2 separate regions of the Homo sapiens genome follow, and region 1 is linked to region 2. Evidence: chromatin loops called from intact Hi-C (ENCODE). Cell type or tissue: HCT116. All regions are shown on one strand. Each heading gives the region's core, and the rest is flanking DNA. Links, peaks and the distances in the headings are about the cores only. Region 1 overlaps MTUS2 (microtubule associated scaffold protein 2). Region 2 overlaps FLT1 (fms related receptor tyrosine kinase 1).

Region 1 (9,296 bases), core at 542-8,541, 1.0 Mb before region 2:
TTTCAGTGAGCATCTCTTCCCAGAACTGGAACTCAGGGGCCGAGATGTGGTTTTCAAGTCATCCATTTACCAAGCGGATGGACCATAGACAGAATGATTAGGATGGACCATTCCCTATCTTTGGAATTGGAGATGATTCAGAGTGTGTGTGTATTAAGGAGGAGGCAGAGGGATGCAGACACAGGGAGGGAGGCTCACATCACAAACTGCTACAGGAGATGAGGTGCTGGTTTTAGGCCCACATAAGAAGGTACTCCAAGAGCCACCAGGTCTCTTAACTCCTGCTAGAAACCAGACGCCAAAGGAACCAAGGAGAGGGCTCAGCCTTGACAGGCAACTACTGGAGGGCTATCTCTCTCCCTGTCTCTCTTTGCACTTGGTGGTGTCCCCAAGGAATAATATGCTAGAAACAGACTCATGATTCAGATGCTCCACAAAGGTTTGTTATTTAAATGATTTTTCCCAAAGAGAATAATCTAACTTATATTTTCAAAACCGTGATGGTCCCATACCAGGTATGCTTAGAGTGGGCCGCAGGGATCAATAGGCATACTCTACCCCCTGAGGAAGGGCAGAGCACTTTCTGGTGCTTAAGTGTCATGCTCTACCAACTGAGCTAGCGGGCGATGATTTTCTGGTATTTAAATGATAACGCTTGATATGGTTTGGCTGTGTCCCCACCCAAATCTCATCTTGAATTGTAGCTTCCACAATTCCCACATGTTATGGGAGGGACCTGGTGGGAGGTAACTGAATCATGGGGGTGGGTCTTTCCCATGCCATTCTTGTGATAGTAAGTCTCACAAGATCTGATGGTTTTATAAAGGGGAGTTTCCCTGCACAAGTTCTCTTCTCTTCTCTGCCGCCATGTGAGATGTGCCTTTCACCTTCTGCCATGATTGTGAGGCCTTCCCAGCCACGTGGAACTGTGAGTTCATTAAACCTCTTTCTTTTGTAAATTGCCCAGTCTCAAGTATGTCTTTGTCAGCAGTATGAAAACGGACTAATAGAACAACCCACAGAGTCAGAGGCACTGAATTAAATCACAGAGCCTGGGCCTGACAGCCCCTTCATTATAGTCTTGTCCTTGAAACTGGACCCTTAGTAACTCCATTTTATAGAAAAACTGAGGTCTAGGAAAGTGAATAAACTCATCTCTCGCAGGGAAGAGGTTCTGGGGCTGAGAAAACCATATCTCCTCTTGTTAGAGAGTCATGATTTTTGAATATTGTCTTTCCTTTGACTTGTGTTTAGTTGGAGGGGAGTTTACAGCATTTATTTTCAAATAAGTCGCCAGTGACATTTAAGTGAAGAATTGGTATCTGCCAGAGGCCATGGGTCTAGAAAGGTTGAGTGGGATGGCCAGGTGACATTCCATACCTCATCTGCTCTGTGGCCTCTCTGGCTACAGGAAGGCTATGCTGAATTCTGTATCCCAGAATATCTTAAAGGCACGCACTTTTACTACAGACCAGGTTTAACCAACTGCCCACCAGGATCTGGGGAAAACCTCAGGCCTCTTCTGCAAAGCAGCAGCTGAAATTCACCTTTCTTCTCCCATGGCACCTATCTGCCTTCAAAAAAGTGACATTTAATTACACACACACACACACACAAACCCAAACAAAAAAACGTATTGATGACAAAGCATAAGTGAGATGAGCTGAATGGGGCAATTAGTTTTCACCTTGGTCAGGTATCTGTTCTCATCTTATTGCACCTTATTGTGAAATGTATATTATCATCAATAGAGGTGGGTTTTATCAGGCTTCAGTATCAAGGATCTTCCATGAATGTTGAGAAGACTTCGCTATTCTGAGTTTCATTTTCCACTGACCATGATGTTTTGCACAACTGACACCACAGGCCAAGGGTTCTTATTACTTCAAAGAGCTGCTTGGCATATCTGGAGGATTCTGTCCCTTGATATTGGGAATATTTTGATGTTTGGGGGTTGTGCTAAAAACTTCCTTTAGCTGAAGTCCTATGAGTAAAAGCATACAGACGCTCATGGTTCTTTTATCAAAGCACTGTGGGGGCACTTATTTTTGTGACACATAATATTCTTTCAGAACAACAACCATAGGAACCATTAATTTACCTTGAATTTACCACTTCACTAGCACTCTCTACTGTGTTATGTGCTGAATAGCTGTCAGAAATGCCACCTTAAGTGCTCACATTTTCTTTAAGCCTTTGGTTATTCAAGATAAAATTAAGGGAAGAGAAGATAATCGCAGAGCATCGTTTATAAGTGGGAGAGGCACAAAACACTATGTTTAAATGACCATGTTTTGGATTTAGGAAGCAACAAAGAGCTTGATGTTTTCAATTCTGATAAGGTATAATTACTGCTCTGAGAGCTCCACTCAGTGGGAAAATCTCTGAAATGTGAAGTCCTTTGGCTGGTGGACGTAATAGCTTCTCTACTGCTTTAGCTCAAGGGCAACATTCATTCTGATGAATCCCTGAATTTAAAATCTGAATGCATTAAACAGATAAAGCTAGCAAGCCTTTATTTTCCAAAGGGGTTCTACTGCTGTCTCTTCTCTCCTGCCCTTTAACAGACACCCTGTCCTGACCCATGAATCAACCAGGTGTTATGGAGCACTCAAGGTGAGCTGGGGCCAGCTTCACTATGAGGAGTTTGCAATCCATGCTAGAGCAATCACTGCACTTTTAAAAACAGTTCCCCAGGGCCTAAATCTCTATTCAGAAGTCATTAACTAATTTACCAAGGGCTTAAAGATATGCAGGGAGCGGGGGCACTCTGCAGACAGCAGGCATCGGGTGTTCTCGTCCCAATACGCTCTTCCTTCCTCTTTGCTCACCCCACATTCTGCTCCTCTCTCCATCCTGCTCTTCCAAGACTCCTTCCCATTATCAAGGATGAGGCTTCCACTTGAGCACATAGTATTTTTTTTATGGCAACAGCTTAAACCATTAGGTCATTTTCTGTGTGTTTAACTTTTAGATTATTGTTTCACCTGTTTTGCAATTGTGCGTTTCCCCCCTTAATACATAAAAAGCACCTTGATGATTGTGAAGAGAGGGAGAAGTAGCATCATAATATAGTGGAAAAACATGAGTGTTGGGTGTGGCCTGGCCTGTATTTGTATCTTGGCTCCATCACTTTCTAATTATGTTGTCTTCAGAGGACTATGCAATCTCCCCAAACCTCAGTTTCCCCAGGCATCACATGAGGATGATATCTACAACAGCTATGGTTGTTGTGAGGGTTAAAATAATGCCTGTTAAGTGCCCAGGACATAGTAGATGGTCAATAAATAAGAGCTCTATTGTTAAAGTTCTGCCTCTTACTTTTTTGAATCCTCCCTACCTACCCACCCCATATGGTAGAGACAGAGTTGCTAAAGATTGTCTACTAATATATGTGAACTGAAGGTGAAAGGTTGAAGTTCAAATATACAAAATATATAAAAAATATACATACCCCTAACTAACAACAACAAGACACAGATAAAGCAAATATGGCAGAATGTTAATAAATGTTAAATATGGATTATGGGGTATCTGGGTTTTATTCTTTCCACTATTCTATATTAAATTTTTTTTGTGATAAAAGGTAAAATAATAAAAGCCTTAAAATATATACACACTCTGAGAAGAAGGAGGTTGGTGAATTATTAATTTTTTAGTAAGTTTAGAAAGTCCAAAAATGCTTGACATATTCATTTTGAGGTCTTTTATGCCTAAACTATTTAATAACATGTAAAAAAATTCAAAACCATCATCTACAATCACATTCATAAAGTTAACAAAGAAGACAAGAATAGATATGAAAAATACTGAATAAGTATAATAAATCTTATTAAAAGTAACATGAAAATCCATGTACCCTCAGGTAATGTGTATAAAACTCCATGCTGCAGGGTGAGGACCATCCTGTGGACTGTTTCATGGGAGAGCCACCAGGGGATGCTAAAGAGTAGCATTACGGGGAACCACACAGCAAAAGCACCATCACACCATTCAACCTGACCCTAAGGAGCGCGAGTCCGTCCCTGAGAGTCACACTCATTACTACACCACTTGGGGGTCTGGGAGCATGGATACAGCAGATCTGTTTGGCCCGTGGTGAGGAACATACCTTGCTGCAGGGGCAGAGCTGCCTGCAACCAGCACAAGTGTGAGGCTGCTGTTGGCACCTAAGTGTGGCATCTTAGAATCCCTGGACGCTGGGCTGAGGCTGTGTTAGAGCTGACAACTTTCACAGCTACTCTGCCAGGAGCTATAAAGCATGGGGCAGAAAAGGGAGATTCTTATCTGGGCTTCTAATTCTTTTTCTCTAGTGGTGAGGCTTACTTCCAACACATATTTAAATTAATGGCATCAGCATATTCAGGTAAAAATATATAGCAGCAACTGAAGAGCTATACTAGAAAATTATTTTCATTTTCATTTTAAAAAATGTATTTTGAGATGGAGTCTCCCTCTGTCACCAAGGCTGGAGTGCAGTGGAGCAATCTCGGTTCACTGCAACCTCCGTCTCCTGGGTTCAAGCAATACTCCTGCCTCAGCCTCCCAAGTAGTTGGGATCACAGGCACGTGCCACCACACTCGGCTAATTTTTTTAATTTTTTTTATTTTTGGTAGAGATGGGGTTTCACCATGTTGGCCAGGCTGCTCGAGCCTGGCCACTGAAAATTATTTTCTTAAATTATTTTTAAAGTACATTCCAGGCCAAGCTCTTCAAGGGCTTTGACTGTGTTTTCACCTTCTCCCACTTGAGAGTAAAATCCTTGAGGTAGATCCTGACAGATTTCTTTGTACTCAGAAAAGAATGTTTGATTGAATATTTGTTAAAAAAGTGCCTTTGCCAGCTGGGCATGGTGGCTCATGCCTGTAATCACAGTGCTTTAGGAGGCTGAGGCAGGAGGATCACTTGAGGCCAGGAGTTTGAGACCAGCCTAGAAAACATAGTGAGACCCATCTCTATAAAGCATCTTTGCACATTAATTCACTACATTCTCACAATGACTTTGTGAAGAGTTATTATGAATTCTATTTTAAATGGAGAAAACTGAGATTCAAAGTTAATGACTCAGCCAGGGGGAAAGAGAACAAGGACAGGGATGTTATTCCTACAGTGATGATGACGAAGTGCACAGAGGCAGGAACTTGCTCAAGGTCTCACCACTGGATAGGGGCAGAGATGGAACTGACTCTGGGTTAGCACTGCGTCCTCTCTCCACCAGAGCATGCTGTGCAGATAAATATGCTACAGTGTACAAAAGATACACGTGCATTCCTTACAGGATGGAATTCTGGCAGGGCCTTCTAACTGGTAGAACAAAGAGATCATGCATTTTCAGGCTATACAGGTCATGCTTCCTCAAAGCTGGCATGCTTGGCTCAGACAAGATCTCATTCACAATAATAATGCATGGGTTTCTCACAAGGGTGACATGGGGTACCTTGGGTTCTCCTGACCTGGTAACTTCAAAGGGCTCCATTGTTGAAGGTTTCAGGGCTGCTTTGCCTCTATTTTCCCAGGTTCTCCACCCCATGTCACACCTCCTGGTCTAATTCAGTATTACTAGCAAATTCTCAAATCCATCACCTTAAACTACATGGCATGCATGACGGCCTGCATAAAAGCCACTGATTATGTTCAATTAGGACTTTAACTTTTTAAAAAAAAAACATTTTATCTTCTGTTTTTTCTTCTGGCATTTATCTGGAGAGAAAGATAGCGTAGAGATCAGAAAGACAGAGAAAAAAATACATTGTGTGGGAGGTGAAATGCCACGGTCATTTTTGAAGCCCATTTGGAGTTACTGGTTGTGATTTACTGAAAAGAAAATGAAATTCATGTCCACCATCCATCTTGCTGAAATGTCATGCCAAGTGTAGCTGTAGTAGCAGAGAGGTCCAGTGGAGATGCCTGCAAATCACCTGCCAGCCGCTGTTGGTCTCTGGTTTGAGAGCCACATGCATGCTACAGAGAAGTAAAACTCCTGGTCTGCAGGCCAACAAGGAATTTTCCTGGAACATGGAAGTGCATAACTACAGGGAACTGACCCCTAATTTTGGCAGTTACTCTCTCCCCTGCCATGATCCCAAAAGTGGGGCCTAAAAGTTCCAACTTCTAAAACACGGAACATATTATCAATATATTATATCAATATCTATTGCTTTGTCCATCATATGAAACCTTTATCAAGGGCTTGTTCTGACTCTTTGGATGATGTCTGGAAGGCAGAGTCCCAGAGCAGGCAGTGTGACTAAAACAGGGTCACTGAACTTCAAGGAACAGCCCTGTTTTCCTCTTTAGGTACAACTTGACAGTCAGTGGGAAATACGACGAATCACCTTCCCTAATTACAAAAATGCTCATCTTGACCATGGCCAGTCAGGCCTCTTGGGCTCCTTGAAGACGTGTTTGTAACTTTAATTCTTACGGGGGGGGGGGGGTGTTCGGCTACTTTATGCAAGCTTACCAGATCACGTCATGCATCGTGACTAGACCAGAAAGGAAGGTATGAAATTCACATTGGCCATTTTCTGCTGGGGTTAAAATTCTGGTTGGGGAGGAGGCTGAAACTATTGGTAAAATGGAAATTTCAGGGCTGTCTACTCATCTTGTCATTTAATACCACAACAGATTGATAAATGGCTCTTTCTGTTGAAAGCTTTAAACAAACAAAAATAATAACAACAAAAAAGAGCAGCTCAGGCTTCTATACTGGAGTAGAGGGGAAGGTGAAGGATGTCATAAAAGGCCAAAAAGGAGCTGCCAGGGGACATGGAGCCACTTCACATTCTTCTGCTTTTCTTTTCAAATTGACCAGATATTTCGTTAATTCACTTTCTTATTTGGAGAGCATTTATACAGCACTTTTACTTCCTCCCATGTATAGATACCAGGAGGTCCATATGTGCATCTCAAAAATGTGCACTTATGTTTATGCTTTTTCTCCCCCAAGCACACCTTGGTGACTTCAAGGTGGAGAACAAATGCAGTGGGACACTAGGCTCCCACCTCTGTTCCCTGGGGAAAGGCTGGGATGCTTATCTGCTCCATGGTTAATAACAGATTCAGTATACACACACAGATCCAGACATTTGCAGAGGAGAAACCAACCTCCCTGCATTTTCAGAAAAATTGAGGGCACAAGGAGAATCCGAACCTCACCCCATGCTGCTCTGGGAACTGTGAGCATGGCCTTGAGAAGAGTCCCAGGCCAAGCACATTCCATTGCCCATCAACAGCCGACGTGAACGGTACTGGGGCCCTGTCTCCCTTTGTTGTGATGTGAGCAGTAATGTCGGAAAGTGACCATCTCCCCTCGAAAATGCAAACTACCACACGCTCCATTTCCTGCAAAGATCCCACCTTCAAAAATGTTCCTGTATATCCTTTCCTTTCATTTTTTACATAATTTCGTATTTTGGAATGAAGATTATTAATGATCCTTCCCAGACGTATTTCTTTCACACCTAAGGATAAACGTGGCTCCCCAAAGATGATGGGATGCCTCAGGAGATTCTGCCTGAACTCCTGAAAATCCAAACTCCACTCTGATCAAAACTCAAACCCAAAACAGCAACATACACAAACAACCGTCACCATCACCACACTCTCCTCCAACCAAAATGCCCTTGGACCTTCACGAAATGGGGCCTCACCTTTCTAAAGAAATGCTGCGTGGCCACGGCGAGGGCATCAAAGCCGCAGATGGCCCTCTTCAGCTCCCCTTGCGCAACGCCCAGCTGTCTGGTCTGCTGCTCACACCGCTCCTTCAGCCGCAGCACCAGCTGCCGCTCAGCCTCACGGGCCTGCGGGTCCGGCTTGGGCGGAAACCCATTTCGAGCTGCCGCAGTCCTCTGCTTTGGGTATCCTGTGAGAAAGAAAACCAAACCCCGGTCACCTGTGAAAAAACACTCAGTACACATGTGACAACGGCTTCTTATTACACAAGGAGTTCTTCAAGTGGTAGAGAAGAAATTGCCCACGGTTTGTCATTTTTAAGGATTGAAAAGAAAAAACAGTCAGGGACTAAAATTATTGTTCCATTAATGTGGTTGTTAAGTGCAAGGTTTCGTGCTTGGAAAAAGGATAACAGACAAAATTGCCAAATTCCTTCCAGCTTCCGACACTTCTTCTAGGCTTGCTTGGAGAGAGAGAAGCTTTTTTTTTTTTTTTCTTAAAGGAGATTACTCTTTGACAATGTCTAATGGGAAATTAATCAATCAATCCAGATAGAAGTCAGACTTATAATCGTCTAGCAACCTTTTAATTGGGCACCAGAGAATAACACCTCGATGCCCCTTTCTTCGCCGTAGAGGCTGCTCTAGTGACCCTTTTCTTCAATGTCACGTCCAAGTCACAGCCCTGGCTACCGCTGCTCTAGCAACTCCTGACTTTAAATTCCTATAGCACCAATGTATTGTGAGGTCTCCTGCAACACATCCCTCCAATGTGACTTGACGCCTCCTCCATGGCTAAAGGTGTAGTCTGAGCCGCCATCCCCTCTCACTCTCTGATGGGAAGCCCTGCTTCCTCTCTTCCTTCACTACGCCACAGCCAGAATGACCTTTGCACACGTGAGGCACGTCATCACTTGTGTGAACCCCTCTGCTCACTTTCTCTCACGATGAATAGGAAGTCCACACACCTTACCATGGCCGGCAAAGCCCTCTGTGACTTGGCTCCTGCCAGGTGAATGTGAGGGGCTGTGGGGCCACAGAAGACGGGGCAAGGAGCTCTGCCTGGGGTTGAGGACAGGGTTTTGGGCATTAAGGAGAGGTGATTTTTAGGTTGAAGCTCAAAAAAGAAAAGGCAAGGTCCCCCAAAATAGCACAGAGGAAAGCACTCCACCACAGTCCAAGACCCGTGCATGGGCAGGCGTCTTCCTCTGGTCCCTCTGTAGGAGGCACAGACAGACCTGGGATGTGCAGGCGGTCGGAGAACCCCTGCTATTGACAATGGGCTTACATCTCAAAGGCACGTTCTTTCCTTCACTCTAGTAGATTACACTCCTAGAGGACATGACACAGACACTGACCAGCACAATCATAAATCCACTAATATTTCAAATGTTTTCTTCCTCTTCTGTTTTCCTCTCCGAGATACCAGGGAGCAACATATAAAACAAACCAGAAAATGGTAGCCCCTTCAGTACCTGGTGTACTGAGACAATGCAGAGTAATGGGTTTGTGAACGTGCAAGTGGCCTCATCTTTTAAGGGGAAAGTGGTTAATTGACCTAAATGCTTCTAGTGGTTAAGGGTAACCATGCTAATTTTAATTAATTCCTTCTCCTCCTAAAA
Region 2 (9,296 bases), core at 877-8,876:
CTTCTCCCCCGCACTGTGCTTCCTCGCCTCCAGGAAAACGGCCTCCCTAATAGCTCTAGAAGAAACAGCTTGTGCATCTACAGAAGGGTGCTCCCATAAATCCCTTCCCTGTGCCGTTAATTTAAAGATTCTGAAGAGGACTCCCTTTTTGATCTCCTTCCACAGGCTCTAGGCTAAGCAGAGGGCACTTTTCTCTCAGGATGGGTCTGAAGGAGTGTGGCCAGAGCCAAGGTAAAAGGTAGAAGGTTGCATATTCCTTGAGGCTTCACCTAAAGGAATGAATGAATCACTACTGGTAGGGTCCCAGGAGGAGGTGATGTGGGGGCCCTTCCCTCCAGATCCACCATGCAGATAGACCTTACCCAAGGGGGTAGGGACAGAGCTGTGCTTTATGATTAAGAGCTCCAGCATGTTGTCGCAGACCTTTCTTTCCGTATGGCAGGGTTAGGGCAGAGTAGATGTGTGATCATTGTTTGAGCCAGCAAGGTGCAAAGAGCTGTGCAAGCCAATGTTTTCCCCAGCTCTCAACAGAGGTAGCAGAGATGAAGGGTAGCTGGGGAAGACAATCTGCTAGGGGCGGAGGTGGTTAGAGAGGAGCTAAAGGCTGGGGAGGCCAGAAACAGTCGGAGGGACCTCGACACGGCCCCGCCTGCTTCTCCATCATCCCCGGATAACGTTTTATGAAGTTCTCTGTCGTGGCAACCTCATTCTGTTTGCCTCAACTTTGCATCTGTAAAACTGATCAGGTATAATGAGACAGCTTACCCTCATGTGCGGCCGTCAGCTCCGTGCAGCTGGGCGCCAGCATGGAAGCCCCTCTGAGGACGGTGGCTGGACCCCATGCGGGAGCCGAACTCTGCGGCATCTGCCGCCGTAGAGGGGACATAAAAAACTCTGGAAGCAACTTCCCGTTCTGGAACCTAGGGGGAAGATGAGATGCTGTTAGGATTTCTAGCGTGTTCCTCGTACTAAGAGAAAACCACTCCACCAGGACCAGCCCAACTTCTGCAAGGCACAAAAAAGAACTAGTGGCTTCTGGGCTCCCGGCATGCCCTGGGCAGCGGCTGGTGAAGCAGCTCCGGGGTCACTCCCCTTTGACCCAGAAGTGGTCCTTGCTTTGTGGGCTGCATGCCCAGCCCAGGCATGCAGTGGAAACGCAGGGCAGGAGAGAGGAGGCCTTCAGAGTGCAGCTGGACTTCCTTCCCAACCCTCTTGCTTCCTTCAGACCGGGGTCGGGTTGGCAAACCAAGGTCAGCCTGTGAGCTTAAAATGGTTTGACCTTTTTAAAGTTGGGGGAAAAAATAAAAAATAAAAATAATATTTCATGATATGAAATTGTATGAAATTCCAATCTCTGTGTTCATAGTTTTCTTGGAGCACAGTCATACTTGTTTGGTTGTTTCCAGGCTACAAAGGCAGAATTGAGTAGTAGCTCCTTGATCTGCAAAGCCTAAAATGCTTACTAGCTGGACCTTTACAAGAAGAGTTTGCCGATTCCTACTGTAGATCCTCTGGCAAGCCCCAAGGCAAATCGCGCAGACACTGCTGGCGAGAGACGGCCAGGTAGCCGTCTCTGTCGTGGTAGGGAGGGAGGAGCTGCTTAATAGTTCCAGGACTGGTGTGACAGTAACCAGAAGCCGCTCTACTCGCAAGGGTCTGGTTAAGAGGCAGGGAGGCTGGCTTTTGCCTCTCCCCTCCTCAAACGTATTTCTGTCCTTCTTCCAATCTTTTCTCTCTAATGCTTCTGCACTGCCCCTCACCTCCTTTTTTTTTTTTTTTTTTTTGTATTTCAATTGTATTCTTTAAACCCCTTCTTAGGTTAAACTGAAAAAGTCACCGTATTCATGGGCCTCTCATCCCTAAATCGCATCCCTTCGCCCCACTAATACAAAGGCTGGTTGGTTTGAGGTTTCTCAGGCAGGCTGAAGGCTGGCAAATGGCTGACTGGCTTGGTGTGGCTGAGCATGAGCATGTGCTGTTTTGGCTGCAGGGCCTCTGATGGTGATTGTTGAATACTGCAAATATGGAAATCTCTCCAACTACCTCAAGAGCAAACGTGACTTATTTTTTCTCAACAAGGTAAGGATTTCAAAAGTTGGAGGTTTTTAAAGATAGCAATGAGTTTTCATTTAGTCTGTAACAACATAAAGCAAGAGAAACCTGTATTGTGTTGTTAATGATTAAACTTAAAACTCAATCTCTGCTTCTTCTCCTTTTTTCATGTTTTTTCCCCTGATAATCTGTTACACTCTAGTGTGGATAGCACAGAGAATCATTTGATCCCTGTGTGCGTATGCAGCCATAATTGGAGAGTAAATCTACTAGCCACTTATCTAAATATCTAACAATAACTTTCTCTCTTTCTCCCCCTATATATGTGTGCATGTGTACATACACGCAAACATACATACACAAGTCACTTATTTCTTTAAGGAAGATAATAGTTAATATAATTGTCTCCATTTATTAGGTTAGATTTTGACTAAGGCTAAATCAACTGAGTGACTTGACAATCAGCAGTAGACCAATGATGTGGCCAGGGCCAAAAATCATTATCTTTCTTTTCCACTGCCCTTTCCCCTACTTCCTGACACCCTCACTACCCATGTCATCCCTACATATACTCTGAACCAGCCTTATTAAATAAAAGCTGTGTAGTAAAAGGAACATGTGGACCCAAGACCTAAGGGCAAACAAGGTTTAAAAGAGATTATTGGGCCAGGCACGGTGGCTTACGCCTGTAATCCCAGAACTTTGGGGGCTGAGGCAGGTGGATCTTGTGAGGTCAGGAGTTCGAAACCAGCCTGGCCAGCATGGTGAAAACCCGTCTCTACTAAAAATACAAAAATTAGCCAGGCGTGGTGGCCCGCGCCTGTAATCCCAGCTACTAGGGAGGCTGAGGCAGGAGAATCGCTTGAGCCTGGGAGGCTGAGGTTGCAGTGAGCCGAGATCAAGCCACTACACTCCAGCCTGGGCAACAGAGTGAGACTCCGTCTCAAAAAAAAAAAAAAAAAAAAAAAGAGAGAGAGAGATTATTGAATGGAGGAGAAATAATTTACTAAAACTTTGCCAGTGTGACATATGGCACCAATACTGTGTCCTTCTCTGAGCTGAAGAAGTCCAGGGGACAGTGATTCAACATTATTAACCAGTAATCAGCAACACTGGTGATGAACCCATGTAGTGTGGTGGTTAAACATTGAGACTCTGGAATCAGACTTCCTGGATTCAAATCCTGTCTCTACTTCTCATGAAATCTGGGAATGCAAATTACTCAACCTGTCTGTTTCAGTTCCCTCGTTTATTAAATGAAGCTTATAATAGAATCCAGCTGATGGGATTGTTGAGAGAATAAAAATCTCTCAGTCAAACATTCAATAAATGTTAATCATCACTGTCACCACCACTGTCATCATCATCATCAACATCATTGACCTACTAAGATAGAAAAATTGGGTGAGTCCAACTTCGTACCACTGATCTACATGGTGGATAAAATGTCTGAAATCCAAGAATGATGCCCATCTTTATAATGTGGGCAAGAATCTTCACACACAAATAAGAACCACTGGACAGCTGGCCAATTTTCTCATCCCTCAAACTTTGATCTAATTAAAGACAGAGATGTTCTACCGGACCGGCAATATATGCAAGAACATCATTTTCCCCAGGTTTAAGTCAGGTCCTCTAATAATAAGAACCTTTTTTTTTTTTTTTTTTTTTTGAGACAGAGTTTCTCTCTCTGTCAGTCAGGCTGGAGTGCAGTGGTGTGATCTCAGCTCACTGCAACCTCCGTTTCCTGGGTTCAAGTGATCCTCCTGCCTCTACCCTCCCAAGTAGCTGGGATTACAGGAGCCCGCCACAACGCCCAGCTAATTTTTGAATATTTTGGTAGAGACGGAGTTTCACCATGTTGGCCAGGCTGGTCAAACTCCTGACCTCAGGTGATCCGCCTGCCTCGGCCTCACAAAGTGCTGGGATTACAGGTGTGAGCCACCGTGCCCGGCCTAATAATTAGAATCTTGAAACTGAAAGGGATCTTTGTGATCAGTTGGTTCACACTCGCAGGCTGCAGATGCGTTCAGAGAAGTCAAGTGATTCGCTTAAGGACACACACCTACCATGAGGTGAAGTCAGAAGGTGAAAGAACTCAGCTCTCTTGACTCCTCCTCCACTGCCTTTTCTGTGCACCACACTAAATGAGGTGAAAAAAGCATAAGAAAAAGTGGAAAGTGGTGCCTTGGGCTGAGGGCAGTACAAATTCCCCTTAGTACTGAAATTTTGGACTGGCTTCAGGAAGAGCTAAGCCAGCAGAATACCCTAGGGACCTGGGCAGGATGGAACGTTTGGGTTTGTGCGTCCTTTGTTTTGAAGAGTTTGCTTCCTTCTCTGGCTATATTTAATGATTTGCCTCCCTGTGCAACTTGGTGGAGCTTAGTGTTTTTGTGGAAAATCCATGGCTGTCTTTCATATTTGGAAGATAAAGGTAAAGGAAAGGCAAAACCAAAAGGCTAAATTGAAAATGGAATACTTCATTTTCCAAATAAATTAACTGGGATCCTTAAATATGGTTTGTAATAAATTCACTATATTCTGCCAGAGTCCCAAGAGTTCAGTAAATTACCTTTATTTAACAAAAGTGGTACTGATAAGCAAAGCTGAATATACAATTGATTGGGAGTCAGGAAGGGAGTGAGAGAGCCTGAGTTTTGGTCCTTGGAGACATGCCTAGGCTGTGACTTTTGGGTGCCGTGGGGAAGAAGGCTGTCCAGGGAGAGTTTTCACATGCAGAGCCCTGAGTGAGCCTGTGGAGCATTTTTCTCCCCATGCTATTGCCAGCGCTTTCTCTGATGCCTTCTGTCCCACAAAGGATCTTGTGAAAAATAAAATTCCAGTCCCCAACTGAACAGAATCCAATATAACTGCATTGTGGAAACACAATAACAAATAGTGAAAGTCTTTACCTGCCCTCAGGTGGGTTACCTGCAATGGCAGTGGGTATTCACTCTGAGGCCTGCCTCCCTCTGCAACCCCGGAAGGTCTCTTTTCAGGGGCTGGGAACCTTGGTGCCCTTTTGGCTTTTAGACTAGGTTAGGGCTGTCCCTCCTGAAGCTTTCTCCCAGTGCTCTGCTTGCTCCCACTGTGCCCTCTAGTGGAGGGATCACTCTTGCTTTGTGACATTTCTAGAAAAGCCCAGGAAGGATGGGGTACGCGGGTTAATCCTAGAACTGCCACACCATGCAAATGGATCAAGGGACACCACTGAACTCCAGTCCCTCTCTGCTTCTGCCTCAGTATTGCTGTCTAGCAGAATCTAGGCTACAAACATGGTCTTGTTATAAAGCCACTGAAAGTGCTAGGTTTTAGAGTGTCATAGTTACTAGATGAATTACAAAAGGCAATAAAAATCTTTTCTGGTTTCCCATGAACACCCAGAACTGACAACTCCTTTCCTATGAATCATAAAATAATAGTATAATAGAGCTTTTCAGAAGAGGATAATTAAACTCAGAAAAGTAAGGTGACTTGCCCAAGATCGCATGATTAATGGAAGAGCCAAATGAACCAGGGCTTGGATGTGCAGTCCAGGGTGAAAGGCCATTGCTACCCTTGTTAGGATCAAACTGTATCTTTGTTTAAATGGAAGAGAAAAAAAGCAATGTCCATGTTCCCTCCTTCCCCAAAGAAACCTGAGAAATTGGTAACTATAGCCTTCTCTTATAACTCCTCCTAGGGATTACAGAGTGAAGCACCAAGCACACTGAGGATCCTTTCCTCTCAGTGATGTCATCCTTCACAAGATGGCGTGTGGCATGGAAAAGTGGTTAAGGGCACAGATGTGGGCATCGACCAATCCTGGGTTCAAGCTTTGCTTTTTTTTTTTTTTTTGAGATGGAGTTTTGCTCTCGTTGGCCAGGCTAGAGTGCAATGGCGTGATCTCGGCTCACTGCAACCTCCACCTCCTGGGTTCAAGCAATTCTCCTGCCTCAGCCTCCTGAGTAGCTGGGATTACAGGCATGCACCACCATGCCCGGCTAATTTTGTATTTTCAGTAGAGACGGGGTTTCTCCATATTGGTCAGGCTGATCTCAAACTCCCGACCTCACGTGATTCACCTGGCTCGGCCTCCCAAAGTGCTGGGATTACAGGCGTGAGCCACTGTGCCCGGCCAGCTTTGCTATTTATTAGCTGCATGTGAATTTGATTACTTTACTTCTCTGAACCTGTTTCTCCATGTATAAATAAGAACTACTTCGTAAAATTGTTGGAAACACTAAACAAGAAATGTACCTAAAGCTTTTAATATACCAGCTCACACAGAGTAAGCATTCAGTAAATACCCACCACTCTTAATTTTTTTTTTTTATCTGATCTAAGATGCTGTCTAGAAGCCCAGGCAAGAGCACAATAGACTCTGCAACTCCAGAGGTAGTCAGGCTCCTGGACACCGTAGGGCCCCTGTGCTAGTTCACGATCCATTTTGAGAAGTGAAACGCTCTCATTTCTCATCAGGCGATTGCCAGTTGAGGGACTGGTTTCCCACTGCTGTGCTGGAGCTCCTTTTCACCTGGGTCCTTTTCGGTCTCTTCAAAGGATGCAGCACTACACATGGAGCCTAAGAAAGAAAAAATGGAGCCAGGCCTGGAACAAGGCAAGAAACCAAGACTAGATAGCGTCACCAGCAGCGAAAGCTTTGCGAGCTCCGGCTTTCAGGAAGATAAAAGTCTGAGTGATGTTGAGGAAGAGGAGGGTAGGTATTAATTCCTTCCTGTCCTACGCGCTGAGATATTTTTACAACATACTATGCATCTCTGAAATTTTTTTCTTATTTATCACTCTAATAAACATCCGTGGGAGACTCGAATGGTAATGTCCTGAGGAGATAAGATTTGAATTAAGATAATTTACAGAGTTACTAATTTTGACAGGGAACTGTACCGTTTTCTCCCCTCAGGGATTTTCATCTTAATGGATCATCCCCCTGCCCCCATGCTTGGATAAAGTGGGCTGGAGGCCTGGAAAAATCTCTGGTGTTCATGTTGAAACTCAAATACTCTTAAAAATGAACTCTGATCTACTTGTTGGTTTGTTTTATGTTTTGCTAACATTGTTCCAATAAACTGGGATTTGGTGGGATAACAAGAGCCATTACAAACAGTTACGGTTCTAATGCTTTCCAGATTCTGACGGTTTCTACAAGGAGCCCATCACTATGGAAGATCTGATTTCTTACAGTTTTCAAGTGGCCAGAGGCATGGAGTTCCTGTCTTCCAGAAAGGTCAGTCTTGCTGTTTACTGTTTTTCTTCTCTGCCAGGGCTGGACACACACCTTTGCTATAAATTCATTTTTCCTAGTATTTGCTGATACCTATGTTCTTAAATGTAGAACAAACACCACTGCAAGTGCCTTAATTTGCCTTGATATGAGGAGTTTTGAGAATGAGGAGTCATGGATACCAGTGGATAGAACTTAATTCTGGGGAAAACTCACAGGTTTCAGACTAGACAAACCTGGCATCGGCTCTCCACAGTATCCTCTGGCATATTTTCAAATCTGGCCCAAATCTCAGAAGACATGACTTCATAGGAGAGCTACTATTAATATAGCCATATAGGGCCCTCCCACAAAACTGCAGCTGGAGAAAGATCTCATCTTGGCAGCTCAGGATAAAAGACTGTGGGGAAAGTTTGCCCACTGGTAAATCTTAGATAACCAGCTTCGCTGATCAAATAGTAGCCCAGTGGATTCAGACCATTTCTTGACTTTGAGGGCTTGGGGACCTGTATTTGTAGAGAGGCTCTTCATGTTTATGGTAACTCTGTGTGCACCGAGAGGTGCTCCCTTCACAGCATGTGAAATGGATTCCCAAATTAAGATAATGACACTGACAGGTGTAGGAAATTAGTTGGTTAGGTTAAGGAAATGCATTGATTATGCAACTGTTTTATTATAGTGCATTCATCGGGACCTGGCAGCGAGAAACATTCTTTTATCTGAGAACAACGTGGTGAAGATTTGTGATTTTGGCCTTGCCCGGGATATTTATAAGAACCCCGATTATGTGAGAAAAGGAGATGTAAGTCAGTTTGATGTTTATTTGACTCATGTGTGTCCTATCACTTTTAAACCACAGACTTGGTAAATATTTACACTTCCTCAGCTGTAGTCCCTGAAAACCATCATTGGCTTTCTGTGAAGACAAACAGTCCAGATGAGCGGCATCCCAGAGAGCCCTTGTGTAAGGCTCAGAAAGGCCACTGTCTCCTGCTTCTGCTCTTCCCTAATGCCTGGCCTCCCACCTGTCCTTTGGGCAGCGCTGCGTGAGACTTGCTAACCTGAGAAGTGTTTGGTGGGGCCTGGGTGAGACCTTAGCATTACCTTCCTTTGAATCCTGAGGGAATTCCTTGTACCACTGAAAAGAACAGCCTGGACTCTTTCCCTCAAATAAACCCAGATGATTGATTCAGCAGGTGTATCTGTCTCAGGAAAGGGCGGGGAAGACCGTCAGCAGTAGCTGACTATGGAGGAGACTGTTTACCTCCCATGGCCTTCCATGCCTAGCATCTCCCCGCTGGCTCGTACTGGCTTCTCTTCCCTGCTTGTTTTTAGACATAGTGTTATTTTTCACTTTTGTGGATGACCTCCCATGTCCTCCCTTCTCCTTAACCCTCAGCCTATATACCCTGAGGGTTAAGCTTATGTCTGGGCGCCAATGAGTTACAGTAGTGGTTCCCAGCTTAATTGAACATACATATCACCTAGAAGGCTTGTTACGCTACAGTGTGCTGGCCTAACAAGCCTTCCACCCCCCAGAGTTTCTGAGTCAGTAACTCTTGGGTGGAGCCTGAGAATTTGCATTTCTAACCAGTTTCTAGACCAGGGGTGTCCAATCTTTTGGCTTTCCTGGGCCACATTGGAAGAAGAAGAATTATCTTGGGCCACACATAAAATACACTAACACTAACAATAGCTGATGAGCTAAAAAAAAAAAAAAATGCAAACAAATCTCATCATGTTTTAAGAAAGTTTACGAATTTGTGTCGGGCTGCATTCAAAGCTGTCCTGGGCCACATGTGGCCCGCGGGCCAGGAATTGGACATGTTTGTTCTAGAAGGTGCTGACACAGCATGTCCCAGGACCATACTTCGAGAGCCACTGCACCAGAATCTGTTGTATAGAAGGAAAACATATGACTTCACATTGATCCTTTGTAAAAATAAAAAAATAAAAATAAAGGAAAACAGACTTTCCTTGGGGCCCTGGTCTGGAGAGATGGCACCAACCTTCATGTTAG

Evidence for each region. Hi-C counts contacts between places; a loop is a spot of excess contacts. Peaks named below come from ENCODE experiments on the same cell type or tissue, not always from the same donor. Only the 100,000 strongest peaks of a DNase experiment are listed, where the experiment ranks them.
Region 1: it touches region 2 in a loop (5-fold over the local background); 7 of 110 quality-filtered maps call a loop at or near these places.

Annotation. Positions count from the first base shown.
Region 1 is chr13:29,357,831-29,367,126 of GRCh38, reverse strand. It overlaps MTUS2 (microtubule associated scaffold protein 2), which reads right to left. Exons shown (of 16, transcript NM_001033602.4): 8 at 7,654-7,865. Among named protein-coding and RNA genes, the nearest start is that of MTUS2-AS2, 110 kb to the right of the region's middle. RefSeq lists a silencer at 3,881-4,175 and an enhancer at 3,991-4,210. In HCT116, for the core only: a CTCF peak has its summit at 3,931 (motif pointing right); DNase peaks (open chromatin) are centred at 3,926 and 4,186; H3K27me3 peaks cover 940 bases.
Region 2 is chr13:28,320,245-28,329,540 of GRCh38, reverse strand. FLT1 (fms related receptor tyrosine kinase 1) reads left to right here. Exons shown (of 30, transcript NM_002019.4): 20 at 1,991-2,079; 21 at 6,595-6,751; 22 at 7,182-7,279; 23 at 7,956-8,078. Among named protein-coding and RNA genes, the nearest start is that of FLT1, 170 kb to the left of the region's middle. RefSeq lists enhancers at 948-1,448, 6,113-7,312 and a silencer at 8,075-8,369. In HCT116, for the core only: a CTCF peak has its summit at 5,153 (motif pointing left); a DNase peak (open chromatin) is centred at 5,140.